Regions from separate parts of the Homo sapiens genome. Here regions 1 and 2 are each linked to region 3. Evidence: chromatin loops called from intact Hi-C (ENCODE). Cell type or tissue: ascending aorta. All regions are shown on one strand. Links, peaks and the distances in the headings refer to the core of each region. The heading gives the core; the rest is flanking DNA.

What was found. Peaks named below come from ENCODE experiments on the same cell type or tissue, not always from the same donor. Only the 100,000 strongest peaks of a DNase experiment are listed, where the experiment ranks them.
Region 1: it touches region 3 in a loop (3-fold over the local background); 3 of 110 quality-filtered maps call a loop at or near these places.
Region 2: a loop joins it to region 3, with 4 times the contacts of the local background. A loop is called at or near these places in 22 of 110 quality-filtered maps.

The regions. Positions count from the first base shown.
Region 1 is chr4:24,853,698-24,859,991 of GRCh38, forward strand. The region is part of intron 3 of CCDC149 (coiled-coil domain containing 149); the gene reads right to left. Among named protein-coding and RNA genes, the nearest start is that of CCDC149, 56 kb to the right of the region's middle. RefSeq lists enhancers at 2,735-3,235, 3,236-3,736. In ascending aorta, for the core only: no CTCF peak of the experiment used is centred there; DNase peaks (open chromatin) are centred at 3,124 and 4,574; H3K27ac peaks cover 4,677 bases.
Region 2 is chr4:24,792,763-24,799,056 of GRCh38, forward strand. SOD3 (superoxide dismutase 3) reads left to right here and starts at 2,811. Exons shown (of 2, transcript NM_003102.4): 1 at 2,811-2,889. In ascending aorta, for the core only: a CTCF peak has its summit at 1,043 (motif pointing left); DNase peaks (open chromatin) are centred at 1,859, 2,299 and 2,709; H3K4me3 peaks cover 3,877 bases; H3K27ac peaks cover 4,796 bases.
Region 3 is chr4:24,470,099-24,476,392 of GRCh38, forward strand. It overlaps LOC124900681 (a long non-coding RNA gene), which reads left to right and starts at 3,166. Exons shown (of 2, transcript XR_007058077.1): 1 at 3,166-5,200. It also overlaps a transcript of PPARGC1A not described here. RefSeq lists an enhancer at 1,137-1,638 and a silencer at 3,020-3,159. In ascending aorta, for the core only: a CTCF peak has its summit at 3,056 (motif pointing right); DNase peaks (open chromatin) are centred at 1,187, 1,632, 2,873 and 3,401; H3K4me3 peaks cover 3,270 bases; H3K27ac peaks cover 1,215 bases.

The DNA of each region.
Region 1 (6,294 bases), core at 699-5,698, 380 kb after region 3:
TTTCATTTTCTTGTTTGGATAGCTTCTTATTCTTCAAATATATGTTGTCTCATGAGCTTTCGTGTGTGACCTCAATGCCTAGAATTTTGATTACAATTCTAGGGGGCGGCCAGAGAAGAAGTCAGTGACGAGCAACAATCTCTGAAATCAGGATCCAGAAGAAATGCAACAGTTTCCTGGGCTGGTTTTCCCCTTCTTTATTTCCTTATTCTACCTCACATAGTACTAAATAGCCAGGATAATCGCCCTTCATTCCCATCTTCATGACATCATCCTTTCCTTAAGATTTGCCTCCTGTTGGGATCCAGGTCCCTCCGGTCTCCATGGCCAGTCCATCAGCCAGCCTCCCCTTTTGGTGTGGCTCCATCTCACAGCCTCATGGTCCCTTTCCCCAGAGCATGCAGACACCTTTTACCATATCCTCACCCCTTACCCACATTTCCTGAACCTGGGATTCCTGGCCGCCCATCTAGCTACCTATTCCAGTCTTTTACTCACAGTCCTCGCTCACATGGCTTCTTGTTCTCCCATACTATTCTTACTTTGCTAATGGACTTGCCCTAATTCTCACCTGACTTATCACATTCTTACTGAACCTTAGCAGGAAGAGACTGCAAACTACTGAAAGGCAGAGACTCTGCTTTCTGCTTCCTCTGCTTCCATGTGCGTTGTTCCAGACAGTGCTCAGGTACCGACAAGTGTTTTAAAAGCTCATAATGAATAAATGAAGAAAGGAGGGAAGGAAGCAAGTAAGCAATCCAAACAGGCCTCCTGGAAGGGGGGATCATTCAAGGAGAGTCAAACGAGGGATATTAGAGATGATCTTAATATGAAAGAATCCCTTCCTGCTGCAGCTGAAGAAACCCAAATCCAGAGAGGTTAGGGAACTAACCCGACTGGAATGGCTAAATTTCCAAAGACTTCAATGCTAATACTTTGGGGAATATGTAACTATGGTGGGTACTAAAAACAGAATTAAAGGGAAAAGAAGATAACGATTACATGTTGGCTGACCTCCCGTATCCCATTTGTTGGGATATCCTGTTGTCTTACCTACTAGGTCTCCCCACCTCATGCTCACCTCCCTGTGGTCCCCCACACAGACCAGGCATGATCCTATTTCAGTGCCAGGGCCCTATTCTCTCTGTTTAGAATGCTCTCCCTCCAGAGAGCCTCTTGGTTCACTTCCTCACCTCCTTCAGTCTTGCTCAAAGGTCACCGTCTCAACAGGGTCCATCTTAACCGATCGATTTAATACTGAAACCTTCCCCGGTGCTACCTTACCTTTTTTTCTGGAGCACTTGCCATCTGTTATCATTTACTTCATGGTTCATTGCTTACTGTTGACTCCTTGTCTCCCTCTCCTTACTAAAACATAAGTTCCATGAAGGGCAAGGAACTTCGTTGTCTCTACTGACCTCTCCCAAGCACCTAGTAGATGCTCCATAACTATTTTTAAAATAAGAGGCAATAAGCTGAGTGTGGAGGTTGCACTCTCCCTAGGAGAGATCAGGAATAATAAGAGTGTACCAAGACTGAAACCAATGCCTGGCATGGAGACTTGCATAGAAAATCATTCATCCCTGGCTAGCTGCCGTGGCTCACACCTGTAATCCCAGCCCTTCGGGAGGCCGACACGGGTGGATCACCTGAGGTCAGGAGTTCAAGACCAGCCTAGCCAACATGGTGAAACTCTGTCTCTACTAAAAAATACAGAAATTAGCCAGGCATAGTAGCACATGCCTATAGTCCCAGCTACAGTGGAGGCTGAGGTGGGAGAATCCCTTGAACTGGGATGGTGGAGATGGTGGAGGTTTCAGTGAGCTGAGATCATGCCACTGAACTCCAGCCTGGGCAACAAAGAGAGACTCTGTCTCAAAAAAAAAAAAGGAAGAAAAAAGAAAAAAAAGAAAAACATTCATCCCCTTTGGCTGGATTTAATCAAGCCCTGATCTCTACTCACTTATTTGAGAACATTACTCAGTAACTCCATCGAATTTTTCAGCCCCCTATTTGCAAAGCTCCCATCTTGTAATATTTGAGTTCTAATTTTCCCAGATTTCTGTTCTCCTAAGACAAAAATTTAGTGATGGATGAGGAAAATCAAAACCTATTTTGTAGGTAGGAAAGCAAAGAAACATGAGACACTGTGAACAAATGACTGCCTTTGGAAATTTCCCTAAATGGGAGGAATCAGAGAGAAGAGGCTGCATTCTGATCATGCCACTTCCTGGGTTGGGTGACATGACAGGAGTTTCTTAATCTCTTGGGTCTCCCATCTGTAAGACAGAGCTAGCAACACATAGTTATTTGATCTTTAAATAATGAACAAAGAATGCCTACCACAGTGCCTGGCATCATGTGTGGGCTCACTAAAGGTGGGTTACCTCCCTCAACTGTGCCCACTCCGTGGTTGCTACTCCAACGCTCAGTGAACAGAGCTGTGTAAATGCAGCGAAGGCCTCTCCTTGGACACAGCTGACTCCTTTGCAATCCTGCCCCTTTATTGTTGATTATTTGTTCATTCATTTATCTGACAAATATTTATTGGGCACCTGGCATCTGCCTGGCACTGTTTTAGACCTGGAGATACAGCAGCAAACAATACAGACAAAACCCTTGCCCTTAGAAACTGACATCGAATGGGTGACATTACATTAACTACATTATATTACAATAGAATATATAATGAATCCGTGTGCTAGATGATAACATGCTGCAGAGAAAAATAAAGCAGGCAAAGGGAATAGAATGTGTTGGAAGAAAGGGCCGCAGAAGGTTTCACTGAGAAGGCCACATTTACATCAAGACTTGAAAAAGGAGAGAGAGAGCCTTGTAGATATCTTGGAGAAAAAGTCCCAGACAGGGGAAAAGGCAAACAGGCTTCCCTCTCTCCCTCACCCCATCACATCTCAAAACTTCCATTTGAAAGCGCAGCTCAAGGCCACAAGAGCAGGCTGACCACAAGGACTACAGCGAAGTCGAGAGATGACTCAATTCTTGATTTTCGTTTCCTGGTTCCCCCTCTCCATCCACAGCTCTCCTTCCTTAGCTCAAGGTGTCACATGTGGGCGGCCTCTGCCTTTCCTCCACGGAACTCCAGAACATTCCCCAGACATTAGCTCATTGATCCTTTTCCCTGGCAGCAAACATAATCCCTCCCTACCAGATGGAGGGCCAGGCCATTGGGCAGCAGTGACTGTCCCTGGGGAGCAGCGGGAGGAGCAGCCCAGCGCTTGCTCGGTCTGGGAGCTGGCTGCCAACTGCACATTCAGGTGAATCTCAGCATCCCCATCTGGAGAAGATGCAGCAAAATTCACCTAAACCTTCATTTAGCGGAAGAGAGGTCCAAAGAAATGTCTGTAAGGGCAACAATGAAAACGTAAAAAAAGACAAGGGAAAAAAATCTCCAACCTCCCTAAGCTTCCCTTTTTAAATCAATATTTCCTTAGTCTCTGGTGGGCAGGAAGACCCTGACATTCACTGACCAATGTAACTGCAGTGGCTACATTGGTAGCTACTGTATGGGTAAACCAGTACAACTCAATCTGTTGGTGGGAAAAGAGTTCTCTTTTCTCAATCCATACTAGATCAATACTTTTGTAAAATCTAATAAAAATGAGTTACTAGGCAAATAAATTTAAGAAGACAAGAAGATAAAACCCCAAGTGTGTATCATTAGATTCAACAGACATAAAACCATGCTGTCAAATTGCTATAAAAGTTTCTGAACACTTACTCTCAATTTCTGTATGTATCTTGTCATGGACCAGAAACAATTAGGTTGCAGCCTGGCCCTGGTCCTTGGGCCTCACTTTAAAAAGCACTGAGCTCAAATGGTTTTCCTAGGGATATGGAAACTAGAGTAAAGAAGACACTTTATAAAAATCAGTCAATAATTCCAGTGATGGCCAGGACGGAGGGCAGGGCTGCTTTAGGAAACAGTTATTTAGAGACCTAGTGATGTGATTATTGAAAATTATTTACTCTGGAGCCTGGCTGAAAAGAAATCTACTAAGAGCCAGCATTTCTACATTAGCTGCAAAACAGTGGTTTATTAAAATCGCAATCCTCCAAGTGAGTTCACTGTAAATCTACCCCAGCTTTAAACTTGGCCCCTGGAGTACAGTGGGGTGGGGGTGGCACCACTGCTTCAAAGCAGGTGACTGTAATTTTCTTTTACCTTTAACAGGCTAGATTCCTTGTCAACATACAATTCTTTTCTATTCAGTCCCTCCACCTCCTCAACTCCAAAACAATAACTTTGAAAACTAGAAAATGACTATTCTGATATGGTGCCTAATTCCTTGACATACACCTTAAAGAACAGCAAAAAAAAAAGAAAGTAGTACATTTCAAAGTGCTCAAAATAGAGGAGAAAAGTTCACAGGATTCTTTTGACCAAAAATAACACCCATGACTCACACACATTCACTATAACAATCCATCAAGCTAACACACGGTGCCTGCTTATAATTTATCAGCTATGCAGAGCACTTTGTCTAACTGTTACTGAGAAGGACTCTGTGACCATCAGTTTAGAATAACAGCACTATGTAAAGGAAATGTCAGGGAAAAGTGGCAGCCTGCCTAAGACTGGGTTTCACAGGGAAGGAAAACAAAACCAAGAGATTCTTTCCTCTAAATCTCTTGGGGCAAGAGGCAGCATAAATAGCAAAACATAAAACGGTTTAAAAAGAAGCCTCTTTTAAATATTCAGATCAAGCGAGAGCCAACATTAAAGGTTGACATTTTTGCTCTGATAATAGTGGAATGTTGAATATAGTGGGATACGTGTAGAATCCATATATTTAAGTCACTCTTTCTAGCTAGGAGTTTATTAAAATTGTGATGGGAAAGGGAGGGAAGAGAGATTTGATGAAAACATAGCGGAGAGATTCAAGGCCGAAAGGATATGACAGCTTTCCATTCTGAAACACCTTCCTTTGTCAAGGAACAACTCAATCCCCAATTATAAATGATGCCTGCAGAAGCAATTCACCAAAGCCAGCCCTGGGTGTGGGAACTGGGAGGCCCTGGAAATTCTCTCTGGACAGGGATGATGACTACAAATACTGACAGCTGTTGTGAAGGCAAAGACCAGGAAATTGATAGAGCTGTCGGATCTCACCCCCAACCTCTTCCCAACTGTTTGCAGGAATCCTCACCGAGGTAGGTTAGCCACATGGGAGAGGGCAGCTATCTTGCAGCATTTCTTTAAGCCCTGCTGCACTCTGAACTCTAGCTCTTGCCTCTATCACCGTTCCAATTCCCCTACAAATGCCGCAAAATATGTCAGAATGGTTTACACTACAGATGTGACATGTTTTTTAAACTTATAAGAACCAATGGGAGATTTTAAAATACGGACAGTCCCTGATTTAATGATGCTTCAACTTATGATCTTTCAACTTTACAATGGTGTGAAAAAGATAGGCATACAGTAGAAACTGTAGTTTGAGTACATAGCCATTCTGTTTTTTGGTTTCAGTACGGTATGGAATAAATTACACTTTATAAAATAGGTCTTATATTAGATGATTTTGCCCAACCGTACACTAATATAAGTGTTCTGAGCATATTTGAGGTAGGCTAGGCTAAGCTAAGCTATGATGTAGGGTGGATGTACTAAACGCATTTTCAACTTTTAATGTTTTCAATTTATGATGGGTTTATCAGAATGTAACCCCCTTGAGCATCCCTTTATGATTAAAACCCTCAGCAAAATCTGCATGGAAGGGACATACCTTAAGGTAATAAAAGCTATCTATAACAAACCCACAGCCAACATTATGCTGAACAGGGAAAAGTTGAAAGCATTCCCCCTGAGAACTGGAACAAGACAAAGATACTCACTTTCACCACTTCTATTTAACATAGTACTGGAAGTCCTAGCAAGAGCAATCAGACAAGAGAAAGAAATAAAAGGCATCCAAATCAGTAAGGAGGAAGTCAAACTGTTGCTGTTTGCTGATGATATGATCATATACCTAGAAAACCCTAAAGACTCCTCCAAAAAGCTCCTAGATCTTATACATGAATTCAGTAAAGTTTCAGGATACAAAATCAATGTACACAAATCAGTAGCACTGCTATATACCAACAGTGGTCAAGCTGAGAATCAAATCAAGAACTCAACCCTTTTACAAACTGCAAAAAAATAAAGTACTTTGAAATATGCCGAACCAAGGAGATGAAAGACCTCTATAAGGAAAACTACAAAGTACTACTGAAAGAAATCAAAGACAACACAACCAAATAGAAACACACCCCGTGCTTTTAGATAGGTAGAAT
Region 2 (6,294 bases), core at 739-5,738, 320 kb after region 3:
GTGGGAAGAGTGCTTTTCAACGCACTTCCTAAAACTGGTGCTTGACAATGCTCATTTGACTTTCCAGTGTATTATACATTAACAAATGTGAAAAGAATAAGAGGTCAATTGTTCAATGTCTCGCTTGCATGGCAGTCACTGATGTTACAGAGATCACTGTGAAATGTGAACTCCTCTGACTCCTCTGTTACTTGTTTCTAACTTTGTTTTCATCTTCTCATTAGGTTAGGTGGTAGTAAAGCATAATGATTAAGAATCCAAGCTTAGGAATCAAAGTCCTAGGGTTGAATCTTGACTTTGCCATTTTCTACCTCTCCAACCTGGGGTCCATTACCTTTTCTTACTGGACTTTATTTTCTTATAAACAAAGTTGCCAAATTAATATCCACCCCACAAAAAGTATTGCAAGCATTAAATACGATACTATATGAGAAAGTGCTTCATAAAGTGTTCAGCTGCAACTTCAGAAAACTCAACCTAAACACCTTAAGCAAAATGAGAATGTATCGACTCATATAATGAAAATAGAGCATCTGAACCCATGCCAGTGGGTTCAGATTTCACTCTACCATTTTTTTTTTTTAGAGACAGGGTCTTGCTACATTGCCCAGGCTGGAGTGCAGTGGAATATTCACAGAAGTGATCATAGCACACTATAGCCTTGAATTCCTGGGCTCAAGCAACCTTCCTGCCTTAGCCTTCCTAGTAGCTGGGACTACACATGCGTATACCACTGCACTGAGCTCTCACTCTACTTTTATTCCACAGCCTTCTGCATTGGCCTTATCCTCAGACAGCTTCTCCCTTAGTGGAGCATGATGGCTGCAATAACTCCAGCCTTTTTTCTCCAGTTTCAAGTCCAGTAAGAAAGAGAGGATGCATCTCTTTCAACAGTCCCAGTGAAAAGTGGCATTGCATCTCATTGGCTCTGAAGGTGGATCATCCCTGAACCAGTGCAATAGTACGATTTATCATACCTAAGCCACAAGCTACCTCTGGAGCAGGAGATGAAGTCAACACCACCTGCTGGACTGAAAGTATAGTGGTTTCTCAGAAAGGAAATTGGGATGTTGTTACCAAAGGAAGAGGGAATGAATGTTGCCATGGTGGGGAGGTTGGGGGCGGTGGCGAGAAAAAGGCAGATTTCCTCTAGAATGCCATCAAAATGAAAGTAAATCTAGGCTTTAGCACAAGTCCTAGAATACCAGAACGGAGACGTGCTTTCTTGGACCTTAAACGAAATAAAATTAGGCCAAGTGAAGCAAGTGCCATTTAAAATAGTAGCTATGAATGTATATAATTAGGATTTCAAGAACTGAATGAAAATATAAATGTTTTAAAAATGGGAAGAAAGATTCACAATAAGGAACTAGACTGTTGCAGGGTGGGGGTGGGGTGGTGGGTGGCATGGGGAACTCTGAAAACTCATTAGTTGAGGATAACTACGCCTACCAACAGAATGCAGAGGTGCAAGACTGAGCTACTGGTGCCTGAGTTCTCAGCGGGCCAGAAGGAAGGACGGTAGGGTGGAAGGGCTGGAGTCTCAGTTCTGGGAAGTCTCCCTCTTATCTCGCAGAATGCCTGTCCCTGGATAAAGATCATTAGTTTGAGTTTTTCCAAGATGATTCTAGGAAGCTCCTGCTGGTAACTAAGTCACCCATCCTGGGGTGGGATCCAGAGATTTAGATTTTTTATAAGCTTTCCTGCCACCGAAACGGGTGTTTGGGACCTCACGAGGCCCTGTTCATTCTTCGTCGCTGCGCTCCCCACTCTGTACTGGATGCATTTACTGACGTTGTTGTCTCCGTCCCCAGAGTATGAACCCCCAAGGTGACTCATGCAGCTGTGGGTGCCCGGCATACAGCATGGTGACTGGAATGGATGAGCACCCAATAAACATTTGTTGCAGGAATGCAGGAGGACGGGCAGGCCAGCAAGCAGGCTGCCTGGTTTTTCCCACATGGGCTTTTCTGGGAAAGAAGAGCTTCTATTTTTGGAAAGGGCTGCTATGATTGAGAAAAGTTCATGGCAGCAAAAAAAGGACAGACGTCGGGAGGGAAACACTCCTAGTTCTCCCAGACAACACATTTTTTAAAAAGACTCCTTCATCTCTTTAATAATAACGGTAACGACAATGACAATGATGATTACTTATGAGTGCGGCTAGTGCCAGCCACTGTGTTGTCACTGGGCGAGTAATGATCTCATTGGATCTTCACGGTGGGCGTGCGGGGTGGACAGCCTCACACCCCCATTTTACAGATGATGAAAAGGAGGTGCAGGGAGTGGTGCAGCTGCTTCAGGCGTACACAGATAGGAAGTGACAAGGCTGGGACTCTGCAGCCTGAGTGTGTCATCACGACCCACCCGCTGCTCTGCTCTCATAGGTATGACAGCACAGCTCTGGAGCAAATGCCACGCACATTTGCAAGGTGCCCATTTCCATGCAGCAAAAATAAGTCAATAAGTTATTGACTTACAGAAAAGCAAAGGGCCTCTCAATAAAGAGGTCATTGTACACCTCTCCAAACAGGCGATTTTCTTTCTCATTTTTATTCCCCTGCTGTGTGCTGAAGGTCACTGGCTACAAGCCGGTGAAGTCGCGGAATGGAATCCTTGGCCCGAAAACCCAAAAATGGGAGGGGCAGAGGAGGTGGGGACAGAGCGGGAGGAGGTGGAGGCGAAGCAATTCTACAACCCGGGGAGGTCTGGCCTGCTTTTCCTCCCTGAACTGGCCCAATGACTGGCTCCCTCACGCTGACCACTCCTCTGGGCTGGCCTCCTGCACTCGCGCTAACAGCCCAGGCTCCAGGGACAGCCTGCGTTCCTGGGCTGGCTGGGTGCAGCTCTCTTTTCAGGAGAGAAAGCTCTCTTGGAGGAGCTGGAAAGGTGGGTGCTAAGTTGAGGTTCATTTTGTTCTTCTCGGAGTGTGCTTATTGAGTCTGAAGCTGGGTTGGGGCAACGGGCCTCTTCTTGGGAACAAATTGGATCATCTTCTTGGGAAGGAAATGTACTTTCCCTGGCTGCTCTGAGGGGTTAGTGGGGAGGTGGAGTGAGCGGGGAGGAAGGCAAGGAGGGGAGGAAGAAACCGTTCCTCCTGTGGATCTGCAAAGACCAGTCCAAGAGGATTTTAGTGTTAGGAAAAGGAATCTGGAGTGACGAGAAAGGGGGCCTTTCTAGATGTTGCATGGCTTTGGTGTCGGGAGCCACTTATGGGACAGCAGGTACTCTAAAAAGCCACCTCCTTAGGAAAGCAGAGAGGCCCTGGCCAGCTCAGGCTCCCAGCAAGAGCTCCTTCTAGGAGACAGCTGAGGGATGAAACACACCCAAGGCTCAAGAGGGGCAGGTTCTTCCCAGATACAGACCCAGGAAGGAGATAAAGGCTTGGTGCCTCTATTTGGTTCAGGATAAGGGCCCCTGTCCTCTTTCTCTGATAACACTGTCCTCTTTCTCTGATAACACCGTCCTCCCTTCCAGATCCACGTACAAAGGAGGCCCTTAAAAAGGCACTTGGTCATTCACAGCTCAAACTGAGCAAGAGGCTGTGGGAGAAGAATCAAGTTGGTCCCGAGGGGAAGAGGTGTCAAAGGCTTAAGAAACAAGAAGTCAGAGTTTACCTGGGTTTGAGGGAGAATTTTCTTTCCCCCTTTTCCTCCTCCTCCTCCTTCTTCTCTTTTTTTTTTTTTTTTTTTTTTTTTTGAGACATGGTCTCATTCTGTCACCCAGCACCCAGGCTGGAATGTAGTGGCACGATCACTATCACGGCTCACTACAGCCTCTACCTCCCGGGCTCAAGCGATCCTCCTACCTCAACCTCCTGAGTAACTGGGACTACAGGCACATGCCACCACACCCAGCTATTTTTTTTTTTTTTTTTTGCTAGAGATGGGGGTCTCTACCAGGTTGGTCTCATACTCTTGTACTCAAATGATTCTCCTGTCTCATCCTCCCAAAGGGGTGGGATTACAGGCATAAGCCACCATGCCTGGCTCTTCTTTTGGTTTCAGAGAAAAACATCTCCTTAAAATGTTTATTTCCCAAGGATTCTTGAAAAAGAAAGCTCACTGACACACCCAAAACAATCTGGTTTTGCTCTGTGCTTTTAGGGAGAACTTTCTAAGCAGCAGAGCCCTTCTGAGTGGCAGGGCTGTCTTAGGAGGAAGGTGTCTTTGATGATGGGGAACTTCATGTCCAGGTCTGGCAGGAGAGTTACCCCACTTTCCTGCCTACTCCCTGGGGCTTTGGGGTAGTAGTACCACATTGGGCCATGTCATTTAGGTGAGTCCTTCAACATCACTTTCTCTGCTTCTCCCTCTTTCTGGATCCTCCTTCTTGGAGCCTTTCAAGGGGACCTCCTCTCACAGTGTCCATAGCATCTCTTAGCTAATGGTCCTTAAAATCTCTACCAGCAGCTCTCTCTGATAGCTAAGAGCTGCCATTTACTGGGAACTTTCTATGTACTGGGCTCTGTGCTAAGTGCCCTAGATGAGAGATGTGCAGTGTGGTGCCTAAACCTTGGGCTTGGAGCAGACACACACTTTCAAATCCTGCCTTCAGCTCCTTAGTGAACATGTCACCTTGGGCGGGACACACGCCTCTCTGTGCCTCAGTTTCCTACACTTTAGAATGGGGATAACACTGAATAATGTTCTTGTGAGGATGCAGGGAATTAACCCACGCACAGTACTTATAATAGTGTCTGGCGCCTGTGTTCGATAAGTTTTAGCAATTCTAATCATCTCTTTTAAGCCTCGCAGCAAGCCTCTAAGGTAAGTCTGTATTAGTATCCCTATTTACAGATGAGAAAACTGAGGTTCACAGGGGATGAGACAGTGTACAGTCTGCAGTCCAGCAATTACTCTGCTACTCAGCAATAAAAATAGTAACAGCTAACCCTTAGACTAAGTGGCAGAGTCAGGCTTTAGATTCATGAGGTGAGTTCTGGAATCCATCCCTTTAATAACCACACTAAATTGCCTTTCTGAAATGGTTATATAAAGCATATCTACCCAATCTTGGAGTTTTTTAAATGGCACCTAGTTTGGTGCTGGAAATGCAGTTGACCTTCAAAGCAATTCTTTGGAGGCAGCATCAATCCCTCTGGAAATACCTCGGTGGCATGGCTGGCCTTATTCTACAGGTAAGGAACTTGAAGCTAAGCATCAGTAACCCCGTGAAGTCACAGTTAGTATAGGTTGGAATTGGGATTCAAATCTGTACCTGACTTTATAATTCCTAGCTGGGCCCCAGAATCTTTGATAGAGGTGTCTTCTTTCTTTTCTTTTCTTTCTTTCCTCTTTCTTTCCCTTCCTTCCTCTCTCTCTGTCTTTCTTCTCTCCTTTCTTTCTCACAGAATCAAAATCTCTTGGGGTGGGGCCTGGGCATCTGATTTTTAAAAACCAGACATCTGATGTGCAGTCAACACTGAGAACCCCTGCCAGCTTCATCTCCTCTTCTAAGTGCCAGACCCAAGTTTCCGACTGTCTGCCCACCTGTCTTCCCACCTGGGCACCCGCCAGCGTCTCACCCTCAGGAGACTCCAGCTGAACTAATCCTCTCTCCCTGCTTTTCCAGAACAGGTCCCACCCTCCCTCCACTCAGTCTCTCCTGCTGGGAACCCTGGTCATCTGCACTGTGCCTTCATCTTCCATCCTGCCAGTGCTGCCCGGTGTGTCTCTTAAACCCATGCCTCCTCTGTGTGCACCACCTGCACTTTGGTAAAAGCCTTCATTTCCTGCTTGGGTTACTACAACGCCCCCTAACTCATCTCACTGTCTCTATTTCTGCTTCTCTGTCTCTCCCTAGGCTACTCCCATTCTTCCTCCCCTTTCCTCTTCATCCCAAAGTCCAACCCATATCCTTTTACCAGTAGGACTTAAGGAACTAAAGACTATCTCATCACCCACTTTTCTTCTTAAAAACTTCCACTGCACTGCCTGCTGAGATGGCCTTCCTACCCAACTTGGCTGGAAAACTCCTACCCATCTTGTGGAACCCAGTTCAAAAGTCACCACCTCTGAGAAGCCTTCCCTGAGGCTCCTAGGGAGATGGGTACTGCCTCCTCTGTCCTTCTCCAGCACAGGCCCCATCTTCAATCACAGGATTGTGCTGGAATGATTGGATGCCAAGTCTGTCCCTCACTGAACTCCTTATGCAAAATCCATATTATATGTTTCCTTTTGCCAGGTGTGGGCCCAGGTGCTGGGGATACCGATGAATAAAACTGAGTTTCTGTCTTCAAGAAGCTCCAAGTCTACTGAGTGTAGCAGAGAACAGGGAGAAGGCACTTCAGGG
Region 3 (6,294 bases), core at 609-5,608:
AGGCACGCGCCTGGAAACTTGTCCTAACGCCTCTGACTCCAGGACTGGGGGGCGCGGCGCTGCCGAGGATGCCCGAATGCCGGCCGGGCTTGTACCGGGTGCGTGGTTCAAGCCTTTCGTACCCGCCTCAGTCCTCAAAGACGAGCAGGGCTTGGTTTCTGACTCATCGACAGACACAGACACACACACACACACACACACACACACACACACACACACACACACACTCTCTCACACAGGCAGGCACGCGGACGCCCGCTCCTGGAGAGCTGGAGTTTGCGGAGCCGGAGTGGTCGTTGGCTCTCGGCAATCCTGGGCGGATGCAAGGAAGCGTGGAGAGCACCCAAGGCCCGCCAGGCGGGGCAGGATAGCCTGAAGGAAGCCACCGGCGCCGGCCACGGGCAGCCGGGCACCCTCCGGGCCCCGATCGTGCTTCTCCAGGCCCCCAGCTCCAGCGCCGGCCCGACCACCTCAGTAGCTCCTGCAAGTTTCTACTCGCAGCGAGGCCTCGTGTCTCCCGGCTGCCTCACCGCGAATCCTCACTCCGCGCGCCTGGGCTGCCCTCCCGCCCCGCCCGAACGGCCGGCGTACTTCCCGGGGGCAGCCCAGACGCCCCCACCCGCGGCGGCGGCCCGACGGTCTGCCCAGAGCTCGCCGCCGCCTCCCGCTGCTGCTGCCGCGGCGGCGGGAGCCTCTCCAAGGCTCCGGGCGGCCCTTATGTATTATTCACTCGGATGGCCGCAGCGCTTTCTGGAGAGCCCACGCCGGAGAGGTCTTCACCTGGCAGCTAGTAGTTTGGCGATTTGTTTCTTGGAAACTTGGGGTGATGCGGAGGCGGCGGCGGCGAACATTTTTCGGTTGCTTTCGGGGTTTGTCTTCTCTGCCGGGAGCTCGCAGGAACGCGCTGCGCCCCGGGCCCGGGAGGGAGCGCGCCAGCGCCGGCGAGCGCGGCGGGCAGCCCCGCAAGCGGCCGAGGCTGGCTGGCGGGCTCCGGAGGAGAGGCGCCGCGGAGGCCAGGCGAGCCGGGCTGAACGGAGCTCTTTTCCTCGACACCCCCCACCCCTAGCGGGCCAGCTCCCCCCGCGGTGCGCGCTCCGCGGGGCCCGGGAATCCCCGGCGCCCTGGACCGCCCACCGAGTAGCTAATGCCTTTCACCATTGCTCCTCCACCGCTCCTCTGGCCCCAACTTTCCCCAGCCCAGACACGCGAGCGCGCGCGCACACCCACACACAGACACACACCCGCGTGCACACACACACACACGCATACACGTACACACATGCCTCCCCTCCCTCGACCCCAGCTCTACTTCCCCGCGTAGTTTGGAGATGACAGATGCCTGTAGACTTTCACCAACAAGCGGTGGGGGCAGCAGACTACAACAGTTATTTAATTAAAAGGCATTTTTCCTCTCTCTATTTCTCGCTCCAGCTCCCAGAATAGCTTTTTCACCCCTAGACCCTGAGCACATGCCTGTCTCTCCAGGTTACCAGTGGCCCGCTGACATCCATCTCCTTCCACGCCCCCCTTCCGGCGTCTACCCCCAGCGTCCCTGGGCCCCCCGAGTCACACCGACACGCACACCTACAGGCCGGCGGCGTGGAGCGTCTAGGGCACGATGCAGCCGGACTGCATTGCACAGTCATCAAAGTTAAGTGTGTTTGTGGGGTGCTTCTGTGCCCCAGGGGAGGCGCGGGGTCAGGAGGAGCGGAGGCTCCACTCTGCACCCCACCCCCCCCACCTCCGCGGGTCAGGGGACGCCTCTACTTGAGATTGCAGCCATTTTAGGGAAAGAGGCGGCTCGGGCCCCGAGGGGAGTGGAGGGGGGACAGCACGTCGCGGGGGGCTTGCGGCTCTGCAGCCCCTCGGCGCAACTGGAAGGCGGGTAGGCGCCGGGCGCACAGGGGCGCGGCGCCCGCGGCGACTTGGGGAAGGTTGCGCTCGAGTTCCCTGGTTCTGCCTGGAGTTGTTCGGGGTAACGCGCCGGCTCCTGCCTCTTTCTCGGGTTCCCGCTGGGCTGGGAGGTGGTGGGGGAAGGTGTCGATGGCAGATTGGGCACGGGAGGAACGCGACAGAACCTGGAGACTGGAAAGCTAGCGATGGGGGAAGGGGGGGTATCTCCTCTCGCCGGTTGGCGCTGACCCAGACAGTGCGACCCACTTGGCCCCCCATCCTCCCCACCCCCTCCCGAGCCTCTGCCTCCCCACCAAGTACCAAGTGAGCGCGCGGCAGGGGGCAAGGGGCGCGACGCCGCCCGGCACCGAGCCACCCCTTACCTGGTTGGAAGGGGTTTCCCAGGAGGAGCCGTAGTTGTAAAAGAAGGAAGAGAAGAGGGTGTCTTCCGACAGCCCGCAGCCCGCCATGCTCTGGATGCAAATAAAATGAGGAAAGAAAAAAAAAGCACACATACACAAAAGCAACCCAAAATTTTAAAAATCAAATTAAACCAATAAGCCAAGAAGAAATTCTCTCGAAAATAAAAGAAAAGGAGGGGGAAGGGAATGGCAAAGGGAACGGAAACTCTCGGCGGTGCTCCCTCTCCGGGAGAGGAGGGATGCTCGGGCTGCCGCCGCCGCCGCCGCCGCCGCCGCTGCCGCCTTCTCAAGACGGTACCTAGATAGGTTCGTCCTGACTTGGGCAGCCGCCGCCGCCGCCTGTGCCGGCTGCGTGTGTGCGCGCGTGTGTGTGCGTGTGCGTGTGTGTGGTGTGTGCGCGCAGAGCGAGAGACCGCAGGGGAAGCGAGAGGGCGAGATAATGAGCGAGCCGGGATGGAGGCGCAGAGGCAGCGCGAGCGGGCGGGCGTGTGCGCGCGGGGGTGCGTGCGTGTGTGTGTGTGTGTGTGTGTTGTGTGTGCGCGCGCGCGAGCGCGCGCGTGTGGCTGGGTGTGCGTCTGTTTGGGGAGCTCACCGGAGAGCCGGGGCCGTCACGTGGGCGCGCTGACTCCGCCGGCTGCCGGGGACAGCCTGTACTACAGCCCCGGCCACTAAATCAGACCACGCCGCCAGACCTTTTGCAGCCCGCGGCCGGCCGGCCGCCTTCTCCGACCTCCTCGCCATAGCCGCCGGGCCATGCGCGTCCCGGGACGGCAGGGGGCGCGGGTGAGGCCGCGGGCAGGTGGATGGATGGGTGGGGAGTGGGCCGCCCTGAGCCCGGGAAGAGGAAAAATGCTCGAGGAAAAACACAGGCGCCCACCCCCCCGCTACGTCCGGCAACCTCCTGGCAAGCCTTCCTTCCGCCCTGTTTGAAGATTTTTTTTTTTATTCCTAAAATTGCTTTTCCATGCAGAGACCCCTCTTCCAGCCACTGGAAAATTATTTTCACATAGTTGCTATGTCCCGCTTTTCTTGCTTTCGCGATCCCTCCAGCCCCCCCGCGCGCGTGTCCACGCAGGCACAGACACACCGGTGCCTGCCTCCTCCCATTCCAAATGCAAACCCACTTCCTTTTGCCGGTTGCTGTAGTTAAGCTAAGTCAATGCTACATCAAACTAGGCTAGGCTGAGAGGACTGGAAAGTGGATTTAGGGGACAATACTGCCCCAGCAGGAAGAAAGGCTCTAGTTTGGCGTTCTGTTGATTTAACAGTTTAAAACGAAAATGGATTTTGTAGCTTCTGCACTAAAACTCAGGCCCCTTGAGTCACAATTATTTAAAGGGAGCTATTCTCTAAAGTCCATTATATGATATAAAAATGTAAACGGATATAATGTCGTCTTTCTCTCTCTCCTCACAAAATGGTATTTTAGAACCAAATCTTTCAGTCTTAATAATTGGGTGGCTGAAAGGTGTGTTTTTTTTTTTTCTGCAAGAAGACATTCTTTACTTGCTTCCCCTTACTCTTTATACAGATATTTATAGAAAGTAAAATTTAAATAAAAACCAGCATATCTGTGTAAGATGCTCTTAAAAGTATTTGAATCCTTGCAGGAAGACTTGAAACAACCTCTTAAAGGCAGTTTATATTGTTTTCTTTCTGAATCCCGTTTCCAAATGCTGCCTATTTTTATTCAAACCAATTGTGTTTTTCCAAGAGTTCACACTTCCACTTGTAAATTCCCCACTGGAGGTCGAAATCCTCTGTGAAATAAACATTTCCACAGCAACCCAGTGATGTCAGAAACGTCGGCTAGTGATTTCAGAGGGGAAATAAAACAGGAGCAAAGAATGGCTCTAGAAAGACAGTTCCTTCATCCTTGCGAATAGCATGCCTCCTGGTAGAAATTCAGAAAACATTTCTGGCTAAATACCTGTTTTCTTTTTCTGAGATTGACTTATTTTTCAAAGGCATGTCAAATGATCTTTAAAAAAAAAATAGGTCACCATCCTCTTTTCTGGATTGGTGAAGAATGCTGTTTCAAATCAGTGGTGCCTAACCACACTGGCCACTGTAGATTTTTATAAGGGGGGGATATATTTTTTCTAAAAATTGATGTTGGAGAGAACATTGAAAGATGAAATTTTACGTACTAACTTCAGGCCCAAATAATGCTGACTGACCTGGCTTCAAACTTACAATAGTTTTTTTAAAGTATTAGGCACACAGAAGTTCTATTCAGTTATCGAAATTGGTGCTGATCTCACCAATATTGAATAAAGGGGCTTCTCCATTGTTCCCTCTATTGTTTCCTGTGTCTCCTGGCTGAGAAAAAGAAGGGAGGAATTCTTCATACTGCCCCTAATTCAATCCCCTTGCAGTCCCACCCCTATAAACATTAAATGTAAAGAGACCAGAAAATATTAAATTAGGCCCAATGCCTGTGTTTTCTTAGGCTTCCTATCTAAATAACATTTATACAGAGCATTATAGAAATGTCCACTTTGTAAACTGCTTTTCATACATACGTTAGCCCAAGTTAACATTCTGTTCCTGCAGCCACTCACTGATTCCCTGATTTTAGCTCAGGTCCCACATTCACACCAATGGAAGTTCATTCTGTCTGTGTTATCCCATCATCTATTTGTTGGATAAATGGATTCATTTCTCACAACAATTTTGGGAGAATCAGGACTCTTTATCTCCATTTTACAGATGTGGAAAGAGGCTCAGAGATGCTAAATAACCTAACCCAGGTCCTGCAGCTACAAAGTGATAGAAATTGAACCTAAACTTTGTGACCCCACCTACCTCTTTCTTCCAGATCTAACTGAGCCCATCACAGGCCTGCTCTTCTATGAACATTTCCCCCCTGCATACCAGATGGAGTAAGTGATTCCAACCCTTTCCCCCCAGTTGATGTCAAGTGTACATTTGTGAAATGTCTTAATTTAAAAATTGATTGCATGTGCTCATCACTGTCCACAAGAGCCCTGTTAGGCAGCAATTATTAGTTTTTTTTTTAATAGACCAGGAAACTGAGGCTTAAGGAAAGACCCCCCTCCCCAACTCCCCCTCCTTCCTACAGCTAGTAAGTGGAAGAGCTGGGTCTTGAACCAAAGACTTCTGGCTCATGCCTCTCTTTCCCTGAACAAACACACAGGAAAACAGATACATGGATCCACCTAGCAGGCCCAGGGCCTGCAGAGGCATCCAGGGATAAAGAGGCAGGAACAGGTTTAAAAGAACCTCCTCTGGGCACAAACAGGGGAACACTGTATAAAAGTCTCACCTCCAGCCTCAAACGTTTGTTTCCCCTCAAGTCTCCAGCTCTTTCTTTTTTCAACAGGAAAGCCCCCAAAGACGGCCACCTGAATAGTTTTCTGATAAAATGCCTCCTTCCCTGCTTACCCCTCTCCCTGGCAGCTCTGTCACCCCAAAAGAATTCTGCCTTCCTTGATAGATTTGCTCACCTGGCATCACCACAGTAACCTGGAGGTTTGTTTGCTAGTTCTCAGCAACATAAAACAAGCTGCCACCCCACCCCCTACCCTCACCGGGGCCCAGAACAGATGGAGACAGCCCCTTGGGAAGCAGAGGGAGCCATAAGCTCATTGAGAAAAGATCACTCCAGCCACCTTGCCAACTCCTTGCTGTGCAGTATTCAGAAGTCTGAAGATGGAAACCCAAAACAGAAAGCTTTTGATTTCCAGATCCGCTGTGGTTGTTTCTCTCAAGACAAACCAAACTTTCTTCTGCATGTATTCCCCTATCATATTGCCAAGTCACAATTTGTCACTTTGAAAATATGGAATTTGTTGAACTGATATCATCCTATTAGTGACAAATCCATCTTTATTCATAAATACTTTCCGCCCAAGAAATAAGTTTTGTATTAATATTGTATTGGAAATTAGTTAATAGTCCAGATGATGTGGGGTGTTTTCCTTGTTTATAAATGAGGTGCATTAACACTCTCGTA